Linked DNA regions of Mus musculus: region 2 is linked to region 1. Evidence: chromatin contacts called from ENCODE Hi-C data. All regions are on one chromosome and are shown on one strand. Each heading gives the region's core, a stretch centred on a gene start or an enhancer-like site at or near the end of the contact. The rest is flanking DNA. Distances are from core to core; before and after follow the strand shown. Region 1 holds the start of 8430419K02Rik (a long non-coding RNA gene). Region 2 holds the start of Otx1 (orthodenticle homeobox 1).

Evidence for each region. Hi-C counts contacts between places; a loop is a spot of excess contacts on that map.
Region 2: a map of left cerebral cortex shows a loop between it and region 1 (18-fold over the local background). The contact joins the promoter of Otx1 here to the promoter of 8430419K02Rik in region 1. A Hi-C loop is called at or near these places in 10 of 37 maps with a recorded cell type or tissue (ES-E14, heart and left cerebral cortex).

What each region holds. Positions count from the first base shown.
Region 1 is chr11:18,876,027-18,879,331 of GRCm38, forward strand. It overlaps 8430419K02Rik (a long non-coding RNA gene), which reads right to left and starts at 1,584. Exons shown (of 4, transcript XR_003949854.1): 1 at 1-1,584.
Region 2 is chr11:22,000,217-22,003,373 of GRCm38, forward strand. It overlaps Otx1 (orthodenticle homeobox 1), which reads right to left and starts at 1,435. Exons shown (of 5, transcript NM_011023.3): 1 at 1,332-1,435; 2 at 906-973. It overlaps Gm32517 (a long non-coding RNA gene), which reads left to right. Exons shown (of 3, transcript XR_003949861.1): 3 at 218-368.

The sequences.
Region 1 (3,305 bases), core at 334-2,833:
TTTAGGGCAAAGACTCTACAACGCAAACGTCTAGCGGATTGCCCAATATATTGTTTGTGTTTTCTTTCAGTTCCGCCTTGGAAGAGAATGTTTTAAACTTTTTGGGGGGGCGGCGGGAGGCTGGTTCGATGTGAAAGAGAACCCTACCCTTCCCATTATTTCTTGGCTTCAGTCTCCCAGGAAGACCCCCAACTCTCCCGCCCAGATCTTTTCCCCCAACCAGAGAGCTCTTAGCCTCTAATGCTGCGTCTACCCTTGATGGTATGGTTTGCCAAAGGGCCAGGGGGTGCTGGGTAGCACAGAAGAGACCAGGAAAAATGATGACTCAAACTGGGCGCCCCACACACAAACCCACACCTCCCTGCTTACGGTCCAAACACCCGTTGAGAACCTATATCACCAATTTCTGCTTTAACTGCCTTCCCAAGGGCCGAGGGCCTGTGGGATCCAAAGTGGGGGAAGTTTCTAGGACTTTTAAGGAAACTTGAAGGAGCTTCTGCCCAACACACTGTGACACTATTCTTCTCCATTCTACCGGAGTGCTATACACTCTGGAAGCTCACCCTCTTGCCCAGCCTGACTGTTCAAGGCAGCCTCCAGGGCCCAAGCTCTCACCGACATGCTCCCATGAGCGCCCTGGGATTCGGAAGCCGGGGCTCCGTCTGGAAAAGTCCTGTGAAAGCATTCTGGCAACTACAAACCACTCTGAGGGGTTCCAATTGACGGAGCCCAGAGTGAGCCGAAGAAGTCTTTGAATATGCTTTTGCGCTAACTCATGGACACCCAGGCTACCGAGACAGTTAATTCTTCTTAACTTTGACTTTCAGATGGCGGAGGTGGGGATGGGGGCAAGCATAGGACTCTTCTGCAGACCCCGAGTACCTCGGAGTAGTGTGGGATCACAACTGAGACCCACCCGCCCACGTACCAGCTCCAGCCCCAGCCCCAGCCCCGATGTCGTGCAGAGGGAAACTAAAGGGAGTCTGAGACGCGGCTGGAGCTGGGTGAGCCGGCCGCGGCGGTCTCATTAGAGACATCTCAAAACTCCTCTCAGCCCACCCCCAACACCCCCCTCCCGCCTACACAGGGGGAGCTGAAAGCATCACTGAAGGCTCGGAATTCCAGCGTAAAAGAGCAGTTTTCCCCTTTCACAACGTTCGGACTTTGTCCCTGGAGTTACTCAGTATGCGCTTCTGCCCGGAATGCGATCCCCATACCCAGATCCATCTTCTCTAGGCCCGCTAGGACCCGGCACCCCAACTGCTGTCCTTGTCGTTTGGTCTCCCCAGGGCTCCACCTAGCACGCCTCTCCCCGCGGTAAAACTCGTGGGCCGGGTTCCCCGAGAGGAGACAGCCTCCAAAGGAACTCCTAATACCATCCATACAGCTTTAATGCGCTTATAATTCGATAAGTGATTTCAATTTGAAATTGTTAGTAACTAATTTTATGGGTAATTTTTCCACATCAAATATTTAAGCATCAGATTAAGGGCGCCAGTTCCGACGCATGATCATAAGGGGGTTTCTTCCCCCCCCCTCCCCCCCGCCCCCTCAAAACACACTGCCGCGCTCCGCCTCCCTCCGGTCTCCTACTGCGTCGTTTTTCCAAATCCCCAAAAGGTGGCAGTAGAAGACGACTTTCCTCTTTTCCTGCGGCTCAAAAGAAAGGACAGGGGTGAGGGGCTGGGGGGGGGGGGGAGCGGCGGGGGGAGGGGTGGGGCGAGAAGAGGGCCAGGAGGGACTGGACGGTGCCAGGACTTTGCAAGCTGAGCCTTTAACACGTTTCCACCACCGCGCTAGCGAGAGCAGTGGCGAATTTCCTGGAGACGTCTCGGGCCACGGCGGCGCGCCCGGCGGCCCTGGGGTCGGGGTGCGGGCGACTCGGCACATTTGCACTCAACCCTCAGCCTCGTACAAAAGCGGGAGACGCAGAGAGGGACCCACCGGCTTCTTTCCATTTCTTTGTAGTTTAATATTGTCAATACTGTACAACCAACCTTGGCTCCTCGAGGCCGGGCTCTTCGAACACATAAGTCGGGGGGGGGGGCTGTTAATGGGGGGGAACTGGGGAGGGTGGAGGGAAACTAGGGGCGCAGCGGATGAATTGCAGACCAGTTGCCAAACTTTTTCCCCCTGCTGCCGCTGCTGCGGCTGCCGTGGCTGCAGCCTTTGCTTTGAATGTGTGTAACTAGGAAACAGCAAGCCGTCTGAGAAGACGGAATTTCCAACGTGTAAAATGTTCTTAACGGAACCATTGAGCGAGTGCAATAAGGCGTGAGGGGGAACTAATCTTCCCATTTAAATGTTTGTGGCAATTTTATCTAAATGAATTTTAATGCTAAACGAGGGTAATTCCCCATTTGTAGCGCGTTTGCTTCTTTCCTGTGCTTCTAAAGCAGTCGAACATCGTGCAATGAACAATAACAATAAAAATACTTCCAAGGCATATTATTCATTTTGAATGTGTTATAATTACATTTGATTAAATATGATCGGGTAACATTTTTAAATTTTTTGTAAAAGAAACTTAGTCATACTAGTCTCATTCAGCCAGCGGACTCCCCCCACCCCCCCACCCCCACCCCCAAAAAAGAAGCCTGTATAATTGTGTGCCCTGTTTAGGGGAGGGCGTTTTGTTTTTGTCCTTTAAGAAACATCAAAACCACTCTCCACACCTCTATTATTTTCCTCCTTCCGATAAGTGTCGTCAATAACCTCAAAGCTGGCTCTGAAATTTACAAGAGGAAAAGCTAAAACAGAATTAAACGGGAGGGTGTCAGGGGCAGGAACAGAGAGACCTGAGGAGCAAGGCTCGCACAATCCTCACTCCGAGGGGGGAAACCATGGCACAAAAGCTTGCTTTATTTTTTTCTAATTCCTAGACATTAATGATCATGATTCTTTTTAATCTCCACATTCCCCAGCCCCCCTTTGCTTGCGCTCACTCTTCCCCTCCACCCCCAGCCTCTCCCCCTGTTCTTTTCACCACCCTCTCCTTTCCCCCTCCTCCCCCCTCCCCGGCTTTCTCCCCACCCCGCCCCCTCCTACCCCAACTAGGCTAGAGCCTCCAGGATAATAAAGGCTGACTCACCGGGCTTGTACTGGGGAGGCAGAAGTAAAAGGACGGTTAGTTTATAAAGTTTATTATTATTTTTAAAAGTAAATAAATGGTTGTTAACTGCAACTAACCACCCATCAAAGAAAATGATTTCACTAATATGGACTCTTATGCAGTCGTAGAATTGTCTCGGGGCCAAAATAGGAAAGTTAAACAGTCCCATCTTTGGGGGGGCGAGCAGGGCGAG
Region 2 (3,157 bases), core at 185-2,684, 3.1 Mb after region 1:
TAGATGCGGCCCAGGCCAGGCTAAGGCGGCAAGAAGACGCCAAAGGCACCACAGTAGAAGTGGCAGTTTCAGGATGCCGCCCAAGGTCAGGGGTACCTCCGAGGCGGTCACCCCTCTTCCTTTGCTCGCACAGGCGGGCCTTCTTTCTACCAAGTCTGCTAAGCACACCGAGTCCCACCAGAATTTGATGGCCAACCCAGCGCCCCAAACATTCTAGGGATTTTGGAAGGCCTAGCGTGCCAGGTCGCGTCGCATCGGCCGTCCTATATGAACCCGATGGAGAGCAAGGAACTAGGCCTCAGGTTGTAAAGCTCACGCACAGCCGACCGGGAGGGCGAGGCTCGGCGCAGACACTCTGAGCCCACGCAGCTCTGCTCCAGCAAAAGAAGGGGTTCTGGGAGTATGACTGGGACCGGCGGGGGGCTTGAAGCTACATCCCAGGACCCAAGGGTAGGAGATTCCGGGGAGAAAGGGAGGTAAAACTAAAGCAGCTCCCCCATCCCAACTCCTTTCCCCGCCTCAGCCCTGGGGGACCCTCAGCCTAGACTAAGGGGGTGGGGGGAGGTCAGCGAGCACATAAGGCGGAAAGGAAGGATTCAAAGAGCTTGGGCCGAAGGGCCACAGGCCTGCAGCCTCCGCGGCTAAGCCCGGCTGCGGTGTGAGTTTTCGAGTACTTTCGTCTAACTTAGCAGCCCAGTTCCGCAGCTTCGGAGGAGGCGGGGGAGGGGGCGGCCGGCTCCCGAGCGGCCTGGGGTCCCCAGGGCAGCCAAGGGGCGCCCGGCCTCTCACTCCAACCCCGCCCACCTGCCCCGGACAGAGGTAGCGGGGGTCGATTAGAGGACGGGGAGACGAGAGGGGCCACCATCGTCCCGGGGTGGCGCGCGGCCCGGCGACTCCCTCCTTACCTGCCCTCCGCAGTCGCGGCTTTTCACCATCTACCTCTCGCCTTCACCGAGACTCGCCGGCAGCCAACCTGCAAAACGGAGGCGCACAGGTATTACCCCGGAGACGGCGGGACCCTAGGCTTTCCTCTTCCCTCAACTTCCCTCTTCCCGTCTCCTGCATTTTTTCTAGGAGCTCTGTGCGTGTACCTCCAGGTTTCACTTTATTGCTCAAACACTTTGTTGCAAAGTCCCACATGCTTTTCCTCTCAAGACCTGGCCTCGCCCGGGACCCGGGGGGTGGGGTGGGTGAGTAGGGGGTGTTCGAGGGACAGAGTTAGGAGGTGGCTTGCGCTGGCAGCTGCACTCTCTCGGAGCAAGCCGGAGGCGGTAGGGACTGGAGAAATCCTGCATAGTCACTTGGCAAACTAAATAAATCAAGCAATTTACCTTGTCGGAGTGGCTTGTCTTGCTCGGTTGTTTAGGTGATTGGAAATGTAGCCTGATGAAGATTGATCACCTTTCTACTGCCCTCCCCGGGTATGTGAACGCGAGGCGAGTGCGTAACGGGGCTCGGCCTCCAATAGGGGGCCTAGAGCGGACTGAGTGACAGGGAGCTGGGCAATGGCGAGCCCGGGTTACCTCCGCGCGCCCCCGCCCTCCCTCGCCCCCACCTCCTCCCTCCCCGCGCGCCGGCCCCGCCCCGGTCGCGCGCTAACTCTGGGTCTAGGTTGGCAAATTCCGCTCAGAACGAGTTGAGGAGGGCGAAGGCTGCGCCGGAGTTGCTGGCACAGAGGGGGCCCCGGGTCCCAAGGCTCGCCCGAGGGCCCCCGCCCTCCCCTTGCCCGGGCCGCGCTCCGGAGGAGTGGCGTCAAGCTGCTGGATAACCGGTTCCTGCTCGCGCGCGCGCGCCGCCAGGCTCTGCCGCACTGTGGGAGCCAGGCTTCCCAGGCCGAGGACTCGGGGCGTGCTGGCCCCTGGCACTCCTTGATGCTCCCTGGGGCCCCAGCAACTCCTCCTCCGCTCCCCCACAACCAGCGGTCGCCGCCGGCGCGGGCTGCTGAGCGGAGCCGGGAGTGGGGGTGCAGCTCTCGGCGCGCAGGGCGCCCTGCGGCGACCCGGGACTCTTGCGCCCAGAAAGAGCACCGGCAGGGGAGGCGCCGCCAATTCCCAGCTGCACAGCGTTTCCAGGGGCTCCCAGGCAGTCTCACCAAAGGTGTTCGCAAGTCCTAAAAGCTTCTTCGGAACCGTTGGAACTCAAATCTCCTTACATTCTCTCTCTCTCTCTCTCTCTCTCTCTCTCTCTCTCTCTCTCTCTCTCTCTCTCTCTCATGGATTTGATAGAAAACTTTCTTTTTCACAATCTGTCAGTCTTTCCAGATCTCCACCTACAACGAACAGTCTGGTGGAAAATGTGGCTACACACCCCGATCCCTCTCACTTCATTTTCTACACCTTACTGGAGGAGCCTCCTCGAAACAATTTCCCCGGATTGTTCTTACTGGCAGACCCCAGTTTCCAGCCGAATAAACTTGCTGAGATCGTCTTCTTGTGTGTACTTTTCAAAGCGAGAGGGAAGAGTATTTTCGGCCCAACCCCGAACAAGGCAATATTTTTACATGGCATCTCCTACTGAATACTAGGGACCACACTTACACTCTTTCCTAGTTCTTTTTCCTCATCTTCTGCCGTTCTCACCCCAACAGGCGGGCGAAAAGTTTGAACCACAGTATGTGCGTGGGTGAGTTCGGCAGCCGCCGAGAGCAAGGTAGAGCGGAGCACCGCGATGCCCAGGCCGCGCGGTCCGCTGTGGTCGCTGACCGGGTGCGGGGCGACCAGAAGGAAGGGGGGAGCCCGCTGAGTGAAAAGGGCCGCGACTGCCGCTCATCAAAGTGCTTCTCCCCTCCCCCACGCGACACTTTTCTTTGGAGTCCGAATAAAATACGGTAACAGAATATGACGGAGGGCACACTGTTTCCTTAACTGCTTCTCAAAGGACCGAGAGATCTTCTTAGGACCTTTAATAAGGCTTTGGTCGGTTCTTTTGTTGGTCTCTCAAAATCAACTCCTTCTAATTGAAGTTGGAGCTGAAAGCGAGCTAATGTTCAAAGAAAGTGGCCGCCAGACTAACGAAATTACATTTTTTTTTTTGAACGATGAGGGAACATCTAATCAAAGGGGCAGGGAAGGAGGGGTGTGAGAGGGGACTACGGAGGAGAAAAGGAGGTTTTACAAGATCCTTCTCTGGTTCACAAAAGTCAGCGACACGGGCGCTT